Linked DNA regions of Mus musculus: all the other regions are linked to region 3. A link is a loop called in an ENCODE intact Hi-C map of the cell type or tissue named here. Cell type or tissue: heart. All regions are shown on one strand. Links, peaks and the distances in the headings refer to the core of each region. The heading gives the core; the rest is flanking DNA.

Region 1 (8,077 bases), core at 987-5,986, 130 kb after region 3:
CCCAGTCCACCAACTTGAGCATCATCTTCTGCTCCTATTCTTTCTATCTTCAGGAACGAAGTCTGAAACACATGTGACTCTCCTCAGATACTTATCGCAGTCACCCCTTTGGTCCAGCTTCTCCTCTGGGTCCTCCACAAGCTCCGAGCACCTCTGGTTGTTACTGTTTTCTTTTCATTTCGCCCCTGGTCCATGCCACTGTCTTTCCTTGGGTGACTGTGATCCAGAATTGTTTATCACACCGACTGCCAACAGCTGCTGTGTAGGTGGCAAAGGCCAGGTGGTAGCTAGCCCTTCTCAACCATGACTGGTACAGAGCAGGCATGGTACAGTCTTGGGTTCCCTAGGTTGCTGTATTGTCTAGCTTTTTTACTGTTGCCCCAAGATCCAGGCAGGAAGGACTTGGCCATCATGAAGCAAGCAAAAGAGTGAGTGACCTGAGGCCACAGCAGACCTCCCATGGCCATACTCCATACAGGCACGTACATGTCACACAGGAGGCCAGAAGGCACGTGCATGTCACACAGGAGGCCAGAAGGCACGTGCATGTCACACAGGAGGCCAGAAGGCACGTGCATGTCACACAGGAGGCCAGAAGGCACGTGCATGTCACACAGGAGGCCAGAAGGCACGTGCATGTCACACAGGAGGCCGGAAGGCACGTGCATGTCACACAGGAGGCCGGAAGGCGCGTGCATGTCACACAGGAGGCCAGAAGGCACGTGCATGTCACACAGGAGGCCAGAAGGCACGTGCATGTCACACAGGAGGCCAGAAGGCGCGTGCATGTCACACAGGAGGCCAGAAGGCACGTGCATGTCACACAGGAGGCCAGAAGGCACGTGCATGTCACACAGGAGGCCAGAAGGCTCGTGCATGTGAAGGCCCATGCTATCAGTCTCTCACATTCTCTGGAAGCAGATGTGTCTTACTTGCTTCACACGCTAGCCAGTTCTGTTCCACAAGCCACAAATCCTTTTCAAGGTGACAGAAACCAACAACTTTCTCTCTTATAGCAGGAAACTGTCAGGAACCACCAAGGCCTCCAAACAGCTGAGAGAGAGACTGGGGACTCATTCAGTGCTCCCCACCTCATCACTGACTCCTGGTGTCAAGGAGAAGCCAGAGATGCCCAGAGAAGAGCAACTGTCATAACACTGTGTGTAGCCTTGAGCCTAACTCCGTGAACCTTTCTTCTCTTCCAGCTGGCCCTTCAACCTGCCCATGCAGCAGGGCCTCCTTCAGCCATGTTCCCATTTAACTCTGAGCCCAGCAGGCACAAGCATCAAACGTTGTCCTGAGTCAGTTCCCTGATTCCTGGGTAAATGGTGGTTGTCATTTTTAAACTTTTAAAAGTCACATTTATTTATTTATCCATTCATTCATTCTGTATGCTTGTAGCTGTGTGTGTGTGTGTACATGTATGTTTGTAAGTGTTTGTGTGTGTGTGTGTGTGTGTGTACCATGATGTGTATATGGAGTGTCTTAGTCAGGGTTTCTATTCCTGCACAAAACATCATGACCAAGAAGTAAGTTGGGGAGGAAAGAGTTTATTCAGCTTACACTTCCACATTGCTGTTCATCACCAAAGGAAGTCAGGACAGGAATTCACACAGGGTAGGAACTTGGAGGCGGGAGCTGATGCAGGGGCCATGGAGGGGTGTTCCTTACTGGCTTGCTTTCCCTGGCTTGCTCAGCTTGCTCTCTTATAGAACCCAAGACTACCAACCCAGGGATGGCACCACCCACAAGGGGCCCTCCCACCCTTGATCACTAATTGAGAAAATGCCTTACAGCTGGATCTCATGGAGGCATTTCCTCAAGGGAGGCTCCTTTCTCTGTGATAACTCCAGCCTGTGTCAAGCTGACACACAAAACCGGCCAGTACATGGAAGTCAGAAGATAATTTGCAGGAATCACTTCTTTTCTTCTGCCACATGGGTGCTGGGGATCAAATGCAAACTGTCAGACTTGGAAGCAAGAACCCACACTGCCTGAGCCATCTTGCTGACCCTGGTGGCTATTTTTGATGGAAATTTCTGGTGTGAGAGCGTCTCTTGCAATGCATACCTGGTGGTGGCTCTATTCTTACCCAAGTCAGTTTGTCCACTAAACTGTGTGTAGATCACATCCAAAACCAGCAGGCAGCAGACAGAGGAACCCAGTCAGCCTGGCTGGTCATTTCGAGCGAGGTGTGGGAAATGTTCTAGAATCAGTCTTCTAGGAAGGTCTAGACCTGAGGTGGGGCGAGGACCATGCTCTCACTGTAAATCCATCAACGGATCCCAGGCAAAAACCAAGGGCTGCTCAGGAGGCTGCAGGTGGAATTGGCCTCCTGCTGCAGCCCAGATGCTGAGAGGAACATCCTTCTCTACTCAGACACAGAGCTGCTCGGCCTGGCACAGGACAGTGTAGCACTTGTATCCAGCCCCGGGCTGAGGTGCAAGACCATCGCAGGCAGAGTTGACAGCTCTAGTGGCCAGTTCTCACTACAGTCTGAGTGTCCAGTCAAGGTCACCAGACAAGGAGAGAGGAGAAAAGATCAGAAAAGAAGAGGTGCAGTTTGTTATTTGGGGGTTGGGCGATTTTCGTGTAAAACAATCCTAAGAAACTTTACAATTGGAATGGCTAGGTTTTGGTTTAGGGAGGTGTTAACCATCACATTAATATTCTCCAGTCAACACTAATTAGGGAACATAAAAGACAAAGACTTCCCTCTAGGAAGAAACCTCTGGGTATTTAGGAGCAAAGAGCACAGAAGGGTGGGACATCTCAATGAGGAAGTAAACTTTTCTGTCAGCCTGTTGAGGAGGTCTCACCAGCTGGACAGTTACACCATGGATAGTAAAGTCCAATTTTATGAGTACACTGATACATAATTTAAATATAATAATGTCACTTTAAATCCTAGCAGTTTCCCGTGGAACCTTCTCAGGAGGCTGGTGACTTTACCTGGACTCTCAAGGGACCAAGAAAAGCTTGGAGAGAAGCTGAGAGAGAGGGCTGTGCTCCACCCCCTGGCCAGGCCTCCCTGAGGAGACCCAGGAGATCAAAGGCTGACAGCACGTTGCAGAGGCTCAGCTGCATGCTGAGAGCTCAGTGTGCAAGGGGCTCCTCCCCACAGGCAGGATTCTGTGAAATAGCTGCTCTCTGCTCCGGCCGCATGGTAAAATGATTCACACCGTTATTGGAACCGTCAGAGAAGTACGTCCAGATGGGTCAAAGTTCCACCTTTGAGACGCAAAGCATTTAGATGGCACTCTGGCGAAATGGGAATTATGTCAAGATACAGAACAGCAAGATACAACCAGTTTGATAAAGGTGACTACTGTGTTATAGCTAATACTCTCCTCACTCAAGGCAACAGACAGTTAAAATTTAAACCACCAGCCACGCAGTAGATGGAGCACATAGAGAGCACACACAAGCAGATAACACAAATAACAGAACAATGGAAAAGTAGACACATGATAGGATCCTGCGGTTGATAGATGATGAAACCCAATGGCCAGGTAACGGGAAGAGCGCCCTCTCTCTACCAACCAGAGAAGTGCAGTTAATACAACTTTTACAATTGTCAGGCTCAGGGAGACCTTGCTGATAATGGGTAGGTTAGTTCCCGGCCACATTGCAAGGAATGTTTGCTTTCCAACCTTGAGAAAAAGCAATGTGGTGTTTCCTAACAAAGCTGGAGCTGGGCTTGCCCCTCTCCCTTCCAGACATTCTACAAAGTGACATCCAGGAATGTGCCCAGAGGAGCATGGGACCACGGAGACCGTCAGGCACAAAGGTGTCGTCCGAAGCTGCCTCTCAGCCCTGCGTGGAATGAGCAGTTGGCCATGGCATATCTCACTCGAGCAAATGATGGTGGCAAAGGTGCCAGCACCTGGCCCTGCACACTCAGATCACATAAAATGTAATGCTGACTATGAAACAACAACAACAACATATATATATATATATATATATATGCACAGAGTGATGTCATCTGTGCTAGTCTTTGCTACAGCCACGTGGCACATCACAGCAGAGGTCTCAGAAGAGAATGTGGGAGAGAGAGAGAGAGAGAGAGAGAAACACGGCTCATTTTATTTCTAATGTCTCACTCCTTAAAACAATTATCGGGTGACATGCTAGCATGCCTTAAGTCTGGGGTAAATTACACGTGATCCTATACAAAGGGTTCCAAATGTTTGCGCTGTCCCATAATGAAATGCCGGGACAAAGGACATAGATTCTGAAATAAAGAAAAATACACAGAAGAAATATAAGAAAACAAAAGATGTTCAGATAGCAGAATGGATGAGAAATGAGCCTGCAGAGCTGGGAAGAGAAAAATAAGCCATTTCAGGAATGAACGGAAGCAAAGGACACTGGGAACACAACATCAAGGACGTTCATTCATTCAACAAATAATAATTGAACACCTGCTGAGAGTCCAGCCCTGGGGACTTAAGAGGTCCCTTCCTTTCCGGAGCTGAGTGTGATTAGGGAGGGGGACAGACTGTCAGCAAGAAGCATGGGGCATCATCAGGAAGAGGTGACTGTGGGCCGAGGATGAGAGCGCCTGGCCAGGCAGCAGGGGCAGCAGAGCTGTATTCAAGAGCTGGAGGAAGCTCCGTGCTAGATCAGGAAGCCCTGAACTCAAGACAGTGTGCATGGGGGTGGGACATGGAGAGAGGAAGGAGAGCCCAGGTGAGGGAGGAGGCTCCTGAACCCCTCCAGGTAGGACATGGTTCATAAAGTCCCATTAGAGATAGGACAGACCACGTCTGTCTATCTTGGAGTGGAGACTAAGGGCCAGCCCTGGATTTATGGTGGAGCCCAGGGAGACACCAAGGTTTAGGGAAGCTGAAGCCCAGACAGGCTGAAACAGCATAAGGTAGTTACATTTATTTATTTTATTTGATGTGTATAAGTGTTCTGACTGTATGTATGTGCATTGTGTATGTGTGTGTGTATGTACATGGATGTGTGTATGTGCACCATGTGTGTACTATGTGTGTGTGTATGTGTGCACACTGTGTGTGTGTGTAGTGGCCTGAGAAGGTGTTGGATTCCCTGAAAATGGAGTTACAGGTAGTTGTGAGCTGCCGCATGAGTTCTGGGAACCGAACCTGTGTCCTCTGTAAGAGCAACAAGTACTCTTAACTGCTGAACCCTCTCTCCAGCCCCAAGCTTAAATCATGTAGAGACAGGCTGAGCATTCTGCGTCCTCCTTCAGAACAAAATGAGAAGGGAAGAACAATGAGACACATGGAAAGCCGGATCTATGGTGGGTCCAGGTAGGTTCAGAGTGGCAAGTCTCTCAGGGACCTGATTCAGGGACCAACTTTTACCCCACCAGCAGGTCAAGACTGGAAGAGATGTCAGAAGGTCCTGGGGACTGAGCCTGGGTTGCTCCAGTGTCCGTGTGACTACTATGAGCCCATAATTTCAGCACAGCACAGCACAGCACAGCACAGCACAGCACAGCACAGCACAGCACAGCACAGCACAGCACAGCACAGCACCACCTCTTCAGCAGCCAGGTGAGGGGTGGAGAAACAGAGAAGCTACCCCAGGTTGGGTCGGCTCCATAAGGGTCGGTCTCCCATGTGCCAAATTCACTTGGCCCCTCCTGGGATGGAGCATGGAGCCTCGGACACTCCTGCTGCCCTCTCTCCACTAAACTCACAGAAGAACCAGAGGTGAGGAGCCCTGAGTGATGGTCAGTGGTCCAAGGATGCGAGATATAGGGGTCCTCAGCAAAGGAAGCCCCGCCCGTGGTCAGCGAGAGGCCCTCACTAAGGTACACTCACCAAGCTGCTGCCAGGGTCAGGGCCTGGCATGGGGTAGGAGGAATGCCCAACTCTCACACACTGAGTCTGAGGGCTTGTGTCTTGTTTTCGGAACAAGATCTCACAACGTAGCCTAGGCTCCTCGCAAACGTACAATCTCCCCCCAAAGCCTCTCGAGTGCTAAGATTACAGATGTGCACCACTACGCCTGATGCTCGAGTTTGATCCTTGATGGGACCCAGGCGAGATGGTAGACTCGCTCCCAGGCTGAGCTCAGAGATGAAAGGATGCAGAACTGGTACAGTCCTGCCTAGAACTCATTTCTTGTAAAAAAAAAAAATTCAGTCCCATTGGCTGAAAGTGCCAAGAGCAGAACTCAATTGCTTGAGATCAAAGGACCGAGGCCCTGGGTCCCTGTGTGGCTCATTCATTGCTCTTCCCAGTTTTAAAGGCCTCACTCCGAGGGGGAAGGGCGGGGAGCGTGCTCAGAGTTTTCAGCCAGCAGGAACGGGCTGAGTCCCTGCCACACTCTGGACACCAACTGCTCTGAGGTCTTTGTTTTAATTTTATGTAAGTGCATGTCTTGCCTGAATGTACCTATTGTACCGTCCGTGTACCTGGTGCCCACAGAGGCCTGAAGATGGGGTCAGATCACCTGGAACGGGAGTGACCAATGGTTATGAGATACCTGCTAGGTGGGTGCCGGGGAATTGAACTCTTTTCAAGAGCAACAAGTGCTCTTAACCCTTGAGCCATTGCTCCAGACCCCCAACTGCTCTTTTGATCTGTGACCTCCCTCAGCACAGGCCCCCAACCCCCACAAGCATGTCTTCCTCTCCCCCAGCTCCTGTGTATTCAGCCACCTTCACCATCTTGTTTCTTTACTCTGATGTTTTCAGATGACGTCTCACTGTACAGTTCCAGTTGACTGGGTCTCAAGTTCACGAGGACTTGTGTCTTAGTTAGGGCTTTACTGCTGTGAACAGATGCCATGACCAAGGCAACTCTTATAAGAACAACATTTAATTGGGGCTGGCTTACAGGTTCAGAAATTCAGTCCATTATCATCAAGGTGGGAGCATGGCGGCATCCAGGCAGGCATGGTTCCGGAGGAGCTGAGAGTTCTACATCTTCATCTGAAGACGGCTAGTGGAAGACTCACTTTGAAGTAGCTAGGGTGAGGGTCTTAAGCCCATGCCTAGTGACACACCTACTCCAACAAGGCCATACCTCCTAATAGTGCTACTCCCTGGGCCAAGCATATTCAAACCATGACATCTTGTTTATACCGACCTGTGCCACACAGCTGTTGACCCAGGTCCCAATGGGCGTTCATCATTTGTGTCAGCCTGATGTGGGTCTCCCCGGCTGTCCTGGAGTCCCTTATGTTCCTTCATCTAGTTCTCCTGGGCTCTCTGCTGGGCAAGGCCTGAGTGACCTCAGCTCTAGTGGCTGCCATTGTGTCATGTGGATGACTCTTGGGACAAACAGCACACAGGGGCAGTGCAGGCTGGGAGAACTCTCAGGACAGCACACAGGGGCAGTGCAGGCTGGGAGAACTCTCAGGACAGCACACAGGGGCAATGCAGGCTGGGAGAACTCTCAGGACAGCACACAGGGGCAGTGCAGGCTGGGAGAACTCTCAGGACAGCACACAGGGGCAGTGCAGGCTGGGAGAAATCTCAGGACAGCACACAGGGGCAGTGCAGGCTGGGAGAACTCTCAGGACAGCACACAGGGGCAGTGCAGGCTGGGAGAACTCTCAGGACAGCACACAGGGTGAAGCTCCATAGCTGGCAGATTCACACTTTTAACTTTCAGGCCCATCAGCAACGCTGACCAGAGGGCAGGAAGCAGGAGCGAAGTCTCCTTGGTCTCTGACCTCCTTTCTGCTCTGAGTGTGGGAGTCTTGGCATTGAGGGTCCCTGCCTTGCTGCCCTGCTTGCTTGGTGTTTAGATTACAATCGAGTCTGTTAACCCGTTTCCAGTTCAATTCCGTTCAGCCCTCGGTCCCTTTCTCCCTCAATCCACTTTCAGCTCTGCGTAACTCATTCCATGTCACACAGTTCAATTCAAAATTCAGTCTCTATTTTGCTTAATCTGTGTTTGTGGGGTACTGCCATGCTTGCTTTGCTTGCCTGGCTTTCTGGAGCTGCTGGCAGGGCCAGGCCTGGCAAGACCGAGATGTGGGGTATAGGCAGGTATTGGGCAGGAGGCCTGGGAAAATAGTGAGGGTGTGGCTGTAGCAAGCCTTGATAGAGGGGTTAGCTGTCTGAGCTCATGTGACTGTAGCAAGC
Region 2 (8,077 bases), core at 987-5,986, 91 kb after region 3:
TCCTGGTGTGCTATCACAGTGACAGCAATGTCACAAATATGCCCATCCTGAATGTGGATGCGGTCACCCAAGGGGGTGGGAACCCAGGATGAATCAAAGGAAGAAAAGGAGAGAAGGGTGCCAGCACCAGGGCTCCCTTCTTCTGCTTCTCACTCTGCTCAGATGTGAGCAAGATACTGTGACTCGCTCCCCAAGCACAGCCGCAGGGTGCTCCAACCACTGTGCATCCTCTCCATGACGCACGGAATCAACTCAAACCCCGAGTCGAAAACATTCCTTTCTTCCCTTAACTTTCTTAGCCGGTGCTGAGGAAAAGCAGCTCACACACCTAACACATCCTCATTTTCTTTCCTTCTGGACATCCAGCTATTTTATTTTAAACAAAGTGATTGTGTCAGAACGGCCATGTTTGTTGGCACATCTGTTATTTGTGCTTTGTTTTCCTCTCTGTCTGTGGCTCATGAGCTGTTTTCCTTATTATTTTATTTTATTTTATTTTTCTTTACTGAGTTGGAAGGCCTGGTTCTCATTTGTATTCCCTTGGTGGTAAATCATAAGTTTAAAATGTATTTTAAACAGCTTTGTTGAGGTATAATTGACATGCAATTAACTACACATATTTAAAATGGGTAATTTGATGCATTTTGATGTATGTAAAAGCCTGTGAAACCATGCCACAATCAGGATGAGCTAGCCAGCTAGCTCGCCAGTCCCCAGGTGCCGTCAAGCCTTGCATAACCTCCCTCTGTCCTGCCTTTCTCCCCTCACTCCTCCCAGGGCTCACTGCATCTGTCAACATAGGTTACTTTGTGTCTTCTGGAATTTGAGCGAAATACAATTACAAATCAGGTTCTCCTTTCCAAACCAGACTGCTTTCACTGAGGGTCCTTAACTCTGAGAGATGTGTCCTCATACAGACTCAACCTGCTCTTCCTGGCAAGCAGGGTCCCACTGCAGGATGAAGGGGCAAGCCATTCTCCTGTCAGTGGGCAAACCTGTTGTTTCTGGGCTAGTCATCGAAAGACTGATATGAACATCTGTGTGTTCATACAGCCTTGTTTCTCTTGGGTAGATGTTAGCAGTAGAATGGCTAGGCCACACTGGGGTGTGTGTTTAACTTTCTAAAACAAAACCTGCCAGGCTGTTCCTACAGGGTTCGTGCCCTGTGTTCTCAGTAGTGGTAGACAGCTCTGGGCCATCCCATCTGCACCAGCCCAATAAGGTGGCACATCAGCCATTCTAGCGAACGCTTGGGGAGGGGGTGGTATCTACTGTAGCGGTACTCATTTGCATGTTTGTAATAGTAAAACAAAGTAGAAAATATTTTCATGTGTTTATCTGCAACCTGAGTATCGTCTTGAACGGAGTGGTTATCCACCCCCTGTCCCATCTCTTTCAGTTGGATTTGGATGAATAGAAGCAAATATGCAGGCCCTTCCAGCATTCAAAGTACATAAAAATGGCTCACACATCCACATTAGGATGGCTATTATCCACATTAGGAGACAACATTCTCAGATTGGATAAAGAAGCAAGTGCAAGGATTGTTACAAGACACAACCTGTAGTTTAAAGACAGAAGGAAGCAGGCTGGGTATAGTGGCTTACATCTTCAGTTCTAGCATTTGGGAGGTAGAAGCAAGCCGATTTCTGAGTTCAAGGCCAACCTGGTCTACAGTATGACTCTGTCCCAAGGGCATACGCGGGGCCGGTGAAGACATAAGTTTAATGCGAATGTTAAAAGCAAAACTGGTTTCATTGTGAAGGTAGGTTCTCAGCAGCGAATGTTGAGACGCAGGTCATTCCAAGACAGAGTATCACTTCTGAAGACATCAAAATGGTGCATGCTTAGGAACCCAGTAGCCGAGATCTGAAATGCACAAAACAAAACCATGGGGGAAATAACACCACAGCTGAAATCATCTCTCATCAGCTGACAGGACCAATAGGAGACAGAAGTCCTGTGACACTATGTCACCATTTCCAGGACACAGTGCACAGAGCAAAGCGCATGCTCTTCTCAAGCAAACGAGGACATTTGTCAGGACATACTGTGTCATGACTGGCAGGTCAAATCCCCATTCATTGAAAAAAATATTCAAATTATACAGTTTTCTCTGACACCATAGGTTTAAGCAGGAACCTAACAATAAAAGGAAATCTATAGAGTGCAGAACCACTTAAGTGGATAGCATACTTACACTAACCAAGGGTCTGTTTTATTAAGTATTTTAAAACCTAGCAGGTCAGACTGCAACTTGGTGCTCAAGTTGCCCGTGAGAGAAACTGGGATCTCACGACTCTGTAAAAAGAAAGAATGTGTGAACCCAAGCGCCCCAGCCTGCCTTCCAAAACCAAACCGAACCAGACAAACAAGAGCCCGAACTCAGGGCTAGCAGCAGACAGAGACAGCAAAGGTCAGAGACCCACAGAGTAGAAAGCAACGGAGAAAACAGGAAGGCAGGCAGGACCCCTGATATGGCTGCATAACCCCATGGTGGGGAGCATAGCGGCACTTAGGTCACATCCGTCAGCAAGGAGCGAGAGGGAGAATTGTTCAGCTTAGGAATAAGGAAGGTGAGCTCACTGCAGGGTTTTTACAAATATTAAAAGGATAATGAAGACTGTTGAGAATTTTATGCCATTGTGTTTGGTAACTTTTATGAAATGAGCATATTCCTTGAAGGTACAGACTGCCAGAACGGAGTCAGCAACAGCAGGGGGCAGGGGAGATGTGTCCTAACAGAGTTCTATTGCCTGAAGACACACCATGACCACGGCAACGCTTATGAAGGAGCGAGCGCATGTAACTGGGCCCTGCTTGCGCTTTCAGAGGCTTTGTCCATTATCCTCATGGTAAGGAGCATAGCAGCGCCCAGACAGACGTGGAGCTGTATAAAATGAATTATTTGTAATATAGTGTGAGTAATGAATTAACCTGGCGACTGGGTTTCTTACCCCAATAACCACACAGAGAAATCAAGATTTGTTTCAATCTACACCTCAATACTGGGCAGATAAAAGATTTATAATAACCCTTAAGCTAATCTGGCTCCCTCCCAGCCCCATCCCAGGATACTTGCATATTATTATTGATCTGGATCTTTGGGCTTCAGATGTTTTTTCTCATGGTGTCTTTTCAGACCCTCTCCTCCTCAGGGCTGATCTGAATCTCCCTCCCCTTCCTCACTCTCTCTCCCTCCTCCCCCTGGCTGGCAGATAGCTACCCTTTTCTGTCTTCTGCCCAGCCATTGGGTCATCAACAGTTATTGACAGGTCAGAGAGCAAATGGTAAGAATTGTTTCACAAAGTGGAGACAGGGGATTCTTGGTATAAGCATTACAAGGCTGTGTTCAGCAAGAGACAATATATGGGGACAGAGAAATCGTCATTTGAGAAACTCAAGGACAACCTTGATACACTGTACCAAGCAGTGTGCTCACAGAGCTGGAGACGTAGCTGAGAGTTTTACATCTGGATCCTCAGGTAGCAGGCAGGGGGAGAGAGCCACTGGGCCTGGCTTGGGCTTCTGAAACCCTCAGCCCATCCTCAGGGACACTCTTCCTCCCACAAGGTCACACCTGCCCCAATAAGGCCACACCTTCTAATCCCTTCAAATAGTGCCATTCCCTAGTGACCAAGCATTTGAATCGATGAGCCTACGAGGGGCATTCATATTCAAACCACCACAAGGTGGCGCAGCGTTCAGAACACTGGCTGCTCTTGCTGAGGACCCTGTTCAGTTCCAAGAGCCCACGTGGCAGCCCACCACGTGTAACTTCAGTCCCAGGGATCCAGCACCACCTTCTGGCCCCTTCTGGCACTCAACACACAAGCAGTGTGCTTGCACACACATACAGTGGACACATACATGCAAGCAAGACATCCATACACATAAAATAAGCTTTAAAAAATTGGGGTGAACTATGAAGTTTCTCTTGCGCATGCGCGCATGCGTGTTTATTTTCTGTGCGGCTCCACGCAGCACTCCTTCCGTGTGACAACTAAGAGTGTCTGCAGGCACTACTGCCTGTCCTCAGAGCAGTCACTCTCAGATGAGAACAGTCTTGAAGATGCCAGGACAAGCTGGTGTTCAGTGACCCATGAGTGTGCTGTCCGTAGTCCCTGGCTCTGTCTGATTTGGGGACAGGAGAATGGTTTTGATGCTCCTGTCCACCGTGGTACCCCGACTCTGGCTGTTCTGTGTGCAGTGAGCTCAAGGAAGGACAGCTGCCCTGCCCCAAATCCGTGGCTTTCAGGAAAGCTCCTTGCTTCTGCGCAAGGATCCCCAGGTCTCTATGTTCCTGGGGATGGCTCCATTCTGTGTAAATGGAACTGCTGTGACCCTAACCCCAACAGAGCAACCTGATCCAGATTTGACCAAAAGGGAAACATCTCAGCCCAAACTCAGCCCATACGCTAATGCAAGATGCAGGACAGGGAGGCCACTGAGCCAGCAACAAGGTGGATACAGAATACTATGCAGTTACCATCCCGACACTTCCCCCAAAGCTTGACCCTCGAAGGAAAATGGGCTTTGAATAATGTAAATGTGCTCTTGGAAAACGAGAAGAGGGCATGGAAGGGTGTCCTGCTTGGGCTGCCCGCTCTGTGGGCAGGTCACCTCTGGAAGGCACTGTTGAAAAGTGAGGGCAGGTAATAACATGACTGGAGATGTCCCGTGGGGGCTGCCGGCCTGGGATGCATGCAGCCAGCCTCTGGGATGGGCCCTCTGTGGGAAGGCTGGTCCTGGGTTCTGGGCGGAAAGTGGGGAACAAGATCATGGAAGCTTCCATGTAATCGAGTCCGGCTGTCTGTACCGATAGTTACAGAGTCTATTGTGTGGCTTCCTGTTGCTGCTGACCTAATTTTCTGAAAGCCCAGCATACAGCAGGAGGCTTCCTGGCTGGTTGGAGTGGAAAGAGATCTGTTTTCCAGGCTGCTGGCCTCGGGCTGTGGGTTAAAGTGTTTATATACACGTCCTGTCCATTTTGTATATTCAACCTCTCATGTTGCACTTAGAAATTCTACAAAGAAACCTCGGCACGAAGCAATCAGAAAACAAACAGCCTGATTAACAATGGGGAGAGATCTGGAGAGACAGCTCACCACAGAGGACAGACAGATGGCGAGTGAGCACGTGAGAAGGCGTTCACAGCCGTTTGTTACGATGGAATTGCAAATTCAAACACAGAGATGCCACCACACACAGATTAAAAGGGAAAAAAAAAACCCAAACCCAAAACAAAACAAAAACTTAACAAAACTGCCAGCCCTGACTGAGCATGTCAAGCGACAGGAATGACTGGGCACGGCTGGTGAGGTGCAGCGTGGTACAGCCACTGTGGAAACTAGTTTGGCATTTTCTTACAAAGTACACACTCTCCTGCCAGAAGACCCAGCAACTGCTCTCTGTGTTCATCTGACTGATTTGAAAACTTACGTCAACACAAAGGGCTCCACATGAATGTTTACACCAGCTTTCTTCACAAGCGCTCCAACAGGAAGCAGCCTCAGGCCGCCAGCAGGTGCAGAGGTAAACACCCCCGCATCTATAGAGGGAGCACCCAGGAAAGAGCCAACACTAGTCCCCAGGGCACAGAAACACACAGCCGGGCACAGAAGCCAGTCTGAAGAGGCTGCGTGCGAGATCGTTCTGAGTGTGTCTTCTCCGCTTTTGAGGTGGAAGACTGGAGACTTGAGTTCAAGTCCCAGGACTCAGCTAAAGGTGGAGGGAGGGAGCTAGGCTGCCCTTTGACCTCTTCATGCACACTGTGGCATGTGTGCACATGCACACACATCAGGCACACACACACTAATCAAAAAACCCCAACTCTTTAAAGACTCCAACTTTGTCACTTTGCAAAAGGTGAAATCATGCTCAGAAGAGACCCGAGGCTTCCGAGAACTGAGGAGTGTGTTAGCTTTCTTATCACTGCGACAACACAGTTAAAAGACGAAGCTTGTATTCTAGGTTGGGGTCTATTACAGCAGGAAGGTATGGTGGAGCTCTTGGTTCTGTGTGCTGCAGACGCCTCTTGCTTCACAGTGGATCAGAAAGCAGAGAACTCAGCACAAGTGGGGGCCACCTTCAAAGGTGCACACCCCAGTTAACTACTTCTGCCAGTCAGGCCCCACCTCCTAAATGTTCCAGTCTCTCAAAAACGTTCTACCAACTGGGTAGCAGATGTTAAAAAACACAAGATTGTGGGGATTTCAGATTCAAACTGTACAAAGGAGAAGAGAGGGATCAAGATGGAAGCCAGCCATGAAGACGTTCTGTGCCCAGGGAAGCATGGTCTGCTACATTTTTCAAAATGCACAGGACTGACTCTGTAGCCAAGGGCAACTATTCAATGTGCGTGTTAAAATGTTACATAGGGGACTGAGAATAGTTCTCAGTGGTTAGGAGCCCTGGCTGCTCTTCCAGAGGACCCAGGTTCGATTCTCAGCATCCACATGGCAGTGCACAACTGTCTGTAAGTCCAGTTTCAGCGCATCCAGTATCATCTTCTAGCAAGCGCCAGACATGCACAGACAAACCTGCAGACAAAACGCTAATACACATGAAAATAACCGAGAGGGAGGGGGGAGAGGGAGAGGGAGAGGGAGAGGGAGAGGGAGAGGGAGAGGGAGAGGGAGAGGGAGAGGGAGAAGGAAGTGAGAGATGGGGGAGAGGAAGGAAGAGGGAGAGGGAGAGGGAGAGGGAGAGGGAGAGGGAGAGGGATCCCATTACTTAGGATATAAGGAATCTTAGGATGGGCCTAGCGCTGCACCTAGTGACATTGCTCATGTGTGTGTAGATCGGGTTCACTGCAGGAGCAGAGCAGGGACTGCCAAGGCCACTTGGGAAGTAAATAGAATCTGTAAAACTAAAGGCAAGAGGGCACCACACCCCCCGCAGATCATTTGGCAATGTGCTTCCACAGGAGTGGAGATTCCAGGGACACCAGTCCACCCCCCCCCCAACACACACACAAGTTGAAAGACTGAATGGACGGTACAGGTTGAGTCAGGCTTCTTTCTCCTGATGCAGCAGACAAAGAAAGGAGACAGAGTGATCCATGAGGCAGGGAACTGGCTGGAACATCAATATGAACTCGTGTTACTGCAATGTAGGGAAGTTCAGAAGAACAGATCTGATATCTGCATCTTACAAAAGGGAATTTATTACATTGCCTTACATGGTATGAGCTGAGTAGTCCTAGAATGGCCATTTGCATGCTGCAGAGGCCAAGGGCCTGGTGGCTCCTCAGTTCACAAGTCTGGATGCCTCGGCAGTTCCAGTGTCATGGTGAAGGTCTGGAGGATGTCTGGAGAGCAGCTGGTCTTTTTTATTGGGTGGAGCTTGAGCATATATATGACCTCAAAGCCCTCCTCCGCAGTGACACCCTCCAACAAGGCCACACCTCCTCCAGTGAGGCCACTCCTTCTAACTGTGTTACTCTCTATGGCCAGGCATTCAAATACATGAATCTATGGGGCCAAAGGTATTCAAACCACCACACCCTGTAAGTTTGTTTGTTTGTTTGTTACTTTTCCTGTGATTAAATGCTTGACAAAAAGCAACCCAAGGGAGGAAGGGTTTATTTTGGCTCACAGTTCACAGTTCAGTTGAATGAAGTCCATGATGGGGAGGAAGGCATGGTGGGTATGGCTAGGTCAAGCATGGTGACCAGGAAGTAGAGAAAGTGACCTTTGCTGCCTACATTCAGAGTGGGTCTTCCCTACCCAGTTTAACTTCTCAGAAAACACCTTCTGAGTCTCCTGGAGGTGTGTCTCCTAGGTGACTCCGAACCCCAGCAAGCTGACAGTCCAGATTAACCACACACTCGTCTCTCTTCGATTCTCTGTTTTACTAACTCGATTTGATTTCACGTCTTATCACCTCTCGTCTCTTTAACTCTCATGTCTCTCTTGGCTTCTCCTGTCACCTGTGTCATAACCAGACGGGCTCAAAGCCCGGCCCCTGCTCTGCTGTGTTTCTGCATCTCTGAGGTCTGTTGCTCCCGTGATTGTCTAGAAGCTCACAGCCTGGCAGACCATACCATTTGTCATCCAATCTGGAACATTTGCTT
Region 3 (8,077 bases), core at 1,762-6,761:
TGTGTGACGGAGGCCACGGCTTTACAAAGCATATTGGGACTGAGGAGAAAGCTCCATTGGTCAAGTGGTTATTATTTCACCAACTGGTGAGAGCTGGACGTGGTTCTGTGAGCTTGTAATCCAGTGCTAGGGAGGCAGAGTTGTGGTATCCCTGAGGCTTACCCTTCCCTTTATGTTCTGCCTCTCCACAGGCATAAAAACAGTGGAGCCAATGAGAGACTTTCTGAAAAAGATGGACAGATCCTGAGAAATGACACCAAGGTTGTTTTCTGGCTGCCACCCTTTTGAACACACACATGCACAAATACACATATACATGTACACATAACACATACATACATACATACATACACACACATGTACATGCACACATTCATGCACATTCACTCACACACATGCACACATACACGCACATGTATATACCCATGAACACACACACACAAAAATATATACACACACACACTCACCCCCCATATACACACATGCACTCAAACATGTACACACACACATACACACATGTACCCACATAACCCACACATATGCACACATGCACTCACACACACGCACACACACACACGTACCCACATACTCTCACAGCTGCACCCACACACATCCACACCCACACATGCATTCATATACATGCACACATACACACACGAATACATACACACATGCACACATATATACATGCATGCAACTGCACATGCATATGCACACACATGCACATATATTCACGCTCATGTACTCACACGCACATGCACTCACACACGTGCATTCACACACTTGCACATACATGCACACACACACGTCTGTGGGTATTCCCGGATTTATTGTACCATGCTCAGAGTACCATTGTAGCATGGGCCACCTCCCCTTCTAAGAATCTGCTCAGATTTACTCAAGGTTCCGGTGATGCTCTTTTGTGTGTTTGTTTAGTCTTTGAAAGGGACGCTGCTTTCTTCAAGGCCTGCATATCTGTTAATTTATGTGGCTAATTGTTCTATTAATTCCCCTTTCCTTTACTCATGGTTTTGATCTGGCAATTACTGATGAGGTATGTTGAAGTCTCCCACTGTGACTGTGGTTTAGAGAATTTCTCCCCGTGTGTCTAGCAGCTTTTCTCCATATGCTCTGGAGCAAAAGGTTAATAACTGTGATGTGGTCTCAGTGGATGTGTCTGTCTCACCCTGTCGGGGGCTCGGCCGAGGTCTCTGCTAAGCCTTGCATCTAATTTCTGAATTCAATTTCCTCCAAGATTGTGTGGAGTTTTGCTCCTTAAGGATTTTGGACAGCAAAAGCAACTGCCTGGCTTCTTAAGCCAGTGAAACGAAATTTGAAAAACAGAAAGCAACAAGGCCAGCAACATCCACATGAGGTCACCCTGGGGCCCGCACCACTCTTCTGCTCCAAGGCCAGCTGTCCCCTGAACCCCCCAGAGGCTCAGGCCTCCTCAGTACTCATCAGAACTTCCTGGGCTCCACCCCCAATCCTAGGAGGCCTGAGGCTTTTGATGCGACTCCATAGTTGGCTGCTGCTCCCACGAGCCAATGCTGGGTGGTCATGGGCACCCTGGGAGTCGCCTGCTTTGGGCTGGCCTTGAGGCGTCCCACAGATCAGGTGCTACTTGCTATTTAAAGAGAGCAGAGCAAACCATGTTCCTCTCCACGGGGGCTGCACCGAGTCATCTGAAAGCCAGACTGAGCTACAAAGGCTCAGAGGAGGGACAGCCACCCACTTGCCTGTTGGAGCTGGGACTTTGTTCTCCCTGTCTTCAGCTTGGGCCAACAGTGTTGGCTCTCCCGGCTCAGACACTGTGGATCTGATTGTTTCTGTTTCCCCAGAGAACACGACTTGACCCCTGCTCTGACCCCGGCTGCTACATACTCTAGAGCAAAAGACTCCGGTTATTTTGTGCTCTGAGCTGCCTTCCTCTCAGCACACCCTCCTTCTCTAGGGGTGGGGGCAGGGCAGGTGGTTGTGTGCATCACAATGTCTGTGTCTGTGTCTGTGTGTCTGTCTGTGAGGCCTTATTGCTGAATGAGAAGGGCACAGGTATCTGAAGCCCACACAACAGGGCACTTCTAAAGGAATAGAAGATATTTTACGTTCCATCGCTACCTCCCTACCCCAACCAAAAATCTCACCTTGTTCGATATCCATATTAAGTAGACAGCAATATTCCTTCGCGTCTGGCAGAACACCTTGTCTGGGGCCCTGGCTGCACTGTCGGTCAATCTTCCCTACAGACATCAAGAGCCACTGGAGGGAAGGTGAAGGGGTCCCACACTGCACCCTTTCCACCCTATCTGTCATGGGGTGGGGACTGGAACCTTCCCAGGGGCTGGGAGCAGATAAATAAAGTGAGGGGCCTTCCCCTATGCACGAGCCTCCTGCACCCAGAACTGTTGTCGATTTCCCACAAAGGTGAGAGACTGTCTTCAGCTTAGTAAGTAACAAGACACCATTAAACAGGAAAACTAGCCACTGTCAGAAATCAGTACCGGAGCCTCCCTTCCTATGGGGATCAGGTCTCTTCCTTGCTCCACAGGCCTCTAGAACAAGGTCTTCCTGGTCTAGCCCAGAGCACAAGGCCATCCTAGTCTGGCCCTTTCCGGCCTCAGTTCGAAGTACTTATCCTTTGGTCTTTGCCTTTGACATTGGAATTCTGTATGGGTGACCTGCCACCAGGCCATCATCCAATTAGGATGTCGTTTTCTGGAATGTTCACCAAGCCCTACCCATTAGTGTTGCTTTCTGTCCCCTTGAGGACTGAAGTTCATGGCCCCACCCACCCATGGCCCCACCCACACCCATGACCCCACCTACTACATGGTCCCCCCACATAGTCCCACCCACATCCATGCCCCCACCCACCCCTTGGCCCCACCCACACGTAGCCCCATCCACACCCACGGAGGGATAGTTACGCCCAGCTCAGGGCTGACATTTTAAACGAATGAGTGCGCTGGATCTGATGTCTGGTTCACAAAGCCGTTCTCAGGACAGTTGAAGCCTAGGTCCCCTTCTTTCCCAGAAACTACTACCAGCTCTGTGGCTAGTCTCACTGCCGGCTCTATTACTTCTCCAGAAACTGCCTAGGCCAATGCAGGGCTCCACTGGGCTCCCTGGGGCTTGAACTGCCTGGAATTCCACTGGCGGGATTTTTGTGAAGAATGTCACTGGAAGCAGACAGGGGTAGGGTGAGGGGTCACGTTAGCTGGTGGTAGCTAGTTCAGTAGGAAGCTGATCTAGTCCTGACCCCTTTTGGAGACCAACAGGGACGCAGAAGAGCCTGTGAGGTGGGTTGCTTTACATGAGGTGAGGGACCCTGGGGCCCATGGAGACTAAGGCTGGAGGTGCCTGTCCCTATGGTCAACCTGAGTCCATTGAACCTGCTGCACCACCTGGCCTGGTGGACCACAGTCATCCGGAATGAGGAGGGCACCTCAGAAATGACACTACTGAAGGGTGGTTCAAAGGGTTTCATGGGAGATCAGATCTGGTTGGCTGAGGCCATCTTTGGTTCGCAAGGAACAGGAAAGACAAGGCCAACACATGTCATCTCATGAATGGAACAGCCCCACTGATGTGACAGCATCTAAACTGGCAGATATAACTGGAACTGCAGAGGGCAGAATGTTGGGCTCTGTTCCCAACTCAGCTGACCAATTCATGTAACCCAGACCAGGAGGGAAACCAGGCCAGGGTAGTGAATATTTGTGAACCTAATGCAGAGATTTGCAAACCCGGGCCTGGTCTCCTAACCGACATCTTTCTACCTGGGAGCACACTAGCCACAAGGGGGCGCTCGAGCTCCACCAGTGCTCATGGCTGGCTCGGCCCTTTCAGTGATTCAGGGATTCCGTTTCTGAAGCCAGGCTGTGGCTCCAGAAGGCCCAGCAGACCCGGGAAGTCTTCCTGGGACTGAGGGCGTGGAGAATGGGTGACTGAGACTGGCTGGACCCTGCGACACCTCCGGTCGTGGAAATGGCTGTGTTATGCTAGAATAAGGGCCAAAGGGCAAGGGTGAGCCGAATGGGGACAGGGCGACACGAAGACTTCCCCAGTCTGGTGACTTCTCTCCCCGAAGCCTGTAGGCCTCCCCTCAGGAGCCAGGGAGCAAGGAGTGGGACCCATCTCAGGGACGGCTGAATAATGCATGGTACACAAACCGAGGCATCAACACTAAGTGAGGGGGAAGGGAAGGGAAACCCAGTCTGTGTTAATATTTATTAAACCCACAGCCCGTCATTCAAGAGCCTCATAAATATTAATTCCTAGTTAAACATTTATATGAACGAGATTGCTTCTCCTCCCCCTCAAAGAACCTGTTTGAAGCTGGTGGTTATGGTGGCCTTGGGGGAAGAGGGGGTCTCCAGGGAACGCTTGGGCTAAAACAAGTCTGCTGGCCTTCTCACGACTTTGCAGCCTCTGGCCCCAACCAGCGCCTGCTTTAGTCAGAACCTGTCTGTTTTCCACACCCAAGTGCCCTAATGGCTCCAGCTGACCTTCAGGTACCTGCCAAGACCTCCTGGTGAAGGCCCTCGTCTCAGGCTACAAAACCAGTATTTCTAACAATTAGCTCCTGCTTCTGTCCATCATGTACATGTAGCAAGGTTTAGTTGGCAGGGGATGGTGGGAATCTGGGAGAAGGGATCAGACGTGGTGCCAATGCCTGGACTCCTGGCAGCTTGTTCTCCAGCAGGCTGGGTGCCGGTCTCTGGGGTCAGAGCATCTTCAGGCTGTATTCCTGGCTGTCCCAGTCCCAGGGCCAGCAGTGTCTTTGTTCTGCTCACTTTGACTATTGCTGTGGCGGAGTGGTGACTGGGGGTCGCTAGGCCCCGATCTCTGTCATCACATGAATAGAACATGTCTGCCCCACGTTCCCCACCCCAGCCCTCTCACATTTTGTTAAAGCTCACTCAGCTGTAATCCAGCCGTAGCCAACTTGTAACATGGTATAGCATGGGGATCCAACTTCATTTTGTTCCACATCACAAGCTGCTTACCCGGCGACTGTGTCCCCCCTGATGTGCAGGGTCCCCTCTGACCTACATGAGCTCTCATGTGCCTGTTCAGAGTCAGTGTGCTCCTTGGTGGCACCTTGCCTGCTTTCTGTCATTTTATTTTTAGTTGCCATGGCTATGCAGCCTGTCTCCATCCTGGCAGAGCGTGCCCTTCCCCTGCCTTCTTTCCAATCAGCTTCCCCATTCAAGGGCTTTTTATTCTTCCTTGCAGGCTGAGAATAGGGTTGTCGAGTTTCCGAAAAGAGCCTTCAGGAACTGTGATTTGAATGACATTAACAGAGAGACTAATTTGGGGACAATTGTTGGCGGTGCTATCCAGAGCCCCCCCCCACTCCCCCACCCCCATGTCTGACCACTGCACCTTCTCCTTTTAGTTGCTCAGCTGAGTCCTTTCACAGGGCCTAGCCATTCTCTGGTAGCTTAATTCTCAGCTACTTAATTGCTTCAGCTGTTGTCGTGAACAGGCCTTATTTGCTGGCTGGGTCCTGCGGTGTGCAGGAATATTATTGATCTTTGTGGCTTTATCTTGTAGCTGTAGCCCGTTCCAGCAGTCTGCTGATCCGGTTACATTTCCTACCCAGGTGCCTTGTTATCCACAAGTCCTGGCAGCTTTATCTCTTCCTTTCCTGATCTTAAACCTCTTGTTACTTTTCTGTGACTTGCAGTGTTGCTCGGGACTTTCGGGCAGTGAGGCGATAAGGGATGCCTTTGTGTGACTTCTGGTCATGCAGAGATTGGAGCTGGGAGGTCTCTCGTGTCTGACATTTCCGGAGGGTTTGGAAGATGGGTCCCACCAGGGGAAAGAGAAGCCTTTCATTGCAGCAGCCTTCCGGGAGTTTGAGAAGTTCTGAATAGGCATTGAGGTTTACAGATCCCTTCCTGTGTCCACTGTGTCCACTGTGTCCACTGAGATACTCTCTGTGGCCACTCCCCCCAGCTCTGGGCATCTCTCACTCCTCTCTGATGGGCCCATTGCTATTACTCTTTAGCCACTTTGTTCAATGCTGTTGATTGGAAGGTGGCCTGTTGTTTTATGCACCTCTAAGAAAGAAAAAACACCGCCTATAAAACCCTGACGTGACTCTTGATCATACAGAAGCCCCACTTTATATTCAGCAAAGAACTGCTTTGGACTTATTTAATCATAGGTTTTTATCATAGCTCACGCTACACATACATAAAGAGGAAAATAAAAACAGGTTAAAGTGGGGCAACGGTGTCTGAACATGCAGAACCGCGATCCTCGGAAGTGGGTTCCAACTGGTGCTCCCAGGGCCCTTGCTTTTTCAGTAGACTCAGACCTAGTGCCACAGGAGAACACGCAGATTGCAGCGTTCACAAATAGATGAATCCCGTCTCTCAGGCTCCGTGCAGAGCTGCTGGCATCAGTCTGAAGGCACTGAAATTTCCTGATCTGACTGGAATCTTCCAGAAGGCTTATAGACAACTCCGGCGAAACACTTTCTCCAAATGGCACTTGGTGCCATGTCAGTAGGCCCTGGCTGTTTAGGCCCCTGGAGGTGCTGGGTCTGCTCGCAGCACGATCACACAGGCTGCTGCCTGAACCCTCAGGCTGGGGGCCCATCTGTGCATGCAAGTTGTAGGGACATGATTGCTTCCAGACCTGATGTCACCATGCACTGCGATGGAGCACATGGCTGAGGTGACCTGGTCCCACAGTCATGGCAATGAAATGGGTAAACTGAGGCAGGGCTCATGAGATCAGTGGAATGGCAACGGAGATGTTAATACTCCATGGGCAGGAGGAGAGGGGAGAGTAGCCATTGGCTAGACCACTTCCTCCTCCTTCCTTCCAGGTTGTGTGTGTGTGTGTGTGTGTGTGTGTGTGTGTGTGTGTGTGTGTGTATGAAAGCTGGAAGGTTACCTGACGGTGGGAGGCTAGGGATGCAGGTTTCACGCGTTGTCACCCATGCTTCGGGGGTTTTCAGTGAAGCTGCTGCCCCTCCATGTTCATCCATGCTCCCATAAAGAATCCCTTACCCAGGTTCCTGTACATTAACACCAATAAACTTGTTGGTTCACCAAGATGAGCTTAGATGGATCTGCTCCTTTAAAAATTTTTAATTAAATGAACTAATTTGGATGGGTACATTTCTTTAGGCTCTTTGTGAGGTTAGACTTTTTTTTTTTTTTTTTTTTTTTTTTTTTGTCACCGGGAGCTGTAATGCAAGAAGTTGTCATTCTGATGGAGATCTGAAAGAACAAAAGTTGACTCTAGGAGGAGCCGGGCGTGTTCTTCTTTAAGCAATAGCTTGTGTAGCCGAGGATGTCTGAAGGGCTGCCTTTGGGGGCCAGGCTCAGCACCACCATCTTTCCCCATGTGTTATGGAATGGCAAGCCTTTTGGCTGTAGTAGAAGTTGTGTGCCCCGCTTCCGTGGGTGTGAAGACACGCAACTGAGGCTGCAGTGTGTGTCCAAAGGAGAAATTACAACAGGAGACAGGCATGTTGGTGTGATCTTCCACTTTACCTTCTGATTTGGCAGGGAAAGCCGGGGAGAAGAAGGATGAAGTAAGTGGAGGGGCTACCTTGACATTCCTCAAAGCTGGACACGTGCAAGGGAAAGAGAATATACATTTGACCTGTGCAGAAGAGCCCCTTCTGGGATTTGAACCTCAGAACTCATGGAGAGAATCAACAATGAGGAGGGAGAGGAAGGCAGTTTGAGATGTGGTGTGCAACACTCATTTCTCCAGGTCATAGGCCTGTGTTCGCAGAAGAGGTAAGAGGATTCGTTCAAAAGGGACCCCAAGAGTTGTGTGGGGGCATTTGCGGTATTGCCGAAGTCCATGGTGAGATGAAAGGAGAGGAAAATGGAGAAAAGATTTTGTTTGTGTCACTACTAAGCAAAGGTGACAAGATCTGTGTAGAGCCAGACTGTCTAGGGAGAAGACTGACAGAGGGCCAGGTGTGTGCCTGTGACACTCAGGATGGTTTAAAGCTTGAGTTACACTCCACGAAAGTTATAGAAGGCAAAACCCAAACCAAACAAAACTTGTTCCTCTCCTCTGCAATGCCTGCTGGGAGTAG

Evidence for each region. Peaks named below come from ENCODE experiments on the same cell type or tissue, not always from the same donor. Only the 100,000 strongest peaks of a DNase experiment are listed, where the experiment ranks them.
Region 1: it touches region 3 in a loop (13-fold over the local background); 7 of 42 quality-filtered maps call a loop at or near these places.
Region 2: it touches region 3 in a loop (2.4-fold over the local background); 2 of 42 quality-filtered maps call a loop at or near these places.

The regions. Positions count from the first base shown.
Region 1 is chr12:112,407,206-112,415,282 of GRCm38, reverse strand. A730018C14Rik (RIKEN cDNA A730018C14 gene) reads left to right here. Exons shown (of 4, transcript NR_036459.1): 3 at 1,206-1,321; 4 at 2,915-4,260. Among named protein-coding and RNA genes, the nearest start is that of E330035G20Rik, 5.4 kb to the right of the region's middle. In heart, for the core only: a CTCF peak has its summit at 3,530; no DNase peak of the experiment used is centred there; H3K4me3 peaks cover 557 bases; H3K27ac peaks cover 611 bases.
Region 2 is chr12:112,446,738-112,454,814 of GRCm38, reverse strand. No RefSeq gene overlaps it. Among named protein-coding and RNA genes, the nearest start is that of B020018J22Rik, 15 kb to the right of the region's middle. In heart, for the core only: a CTCF peak has its summit at 3,707 (motif pointing right); a DNase peak (open chromatin) is centred at 4,884.
Region 3 is chr12:112,538,869-112,546,945 of GRCm38, reverse strand. No RefSeq gene overlaps it. Among named protein-coding and RNA genes, the nearest start is that of Gm40584, 7.2 kb to the right of the region's middle. In heart, for the core only: a CTCF peak has its summit at 3,778 (motif pointing right); DNase peaks (open chromatin) are centred at 1,815 and 3,825; H3K27ac peaks cover 2,289 bases; H3K27me3 peaks cover 1,355 bases.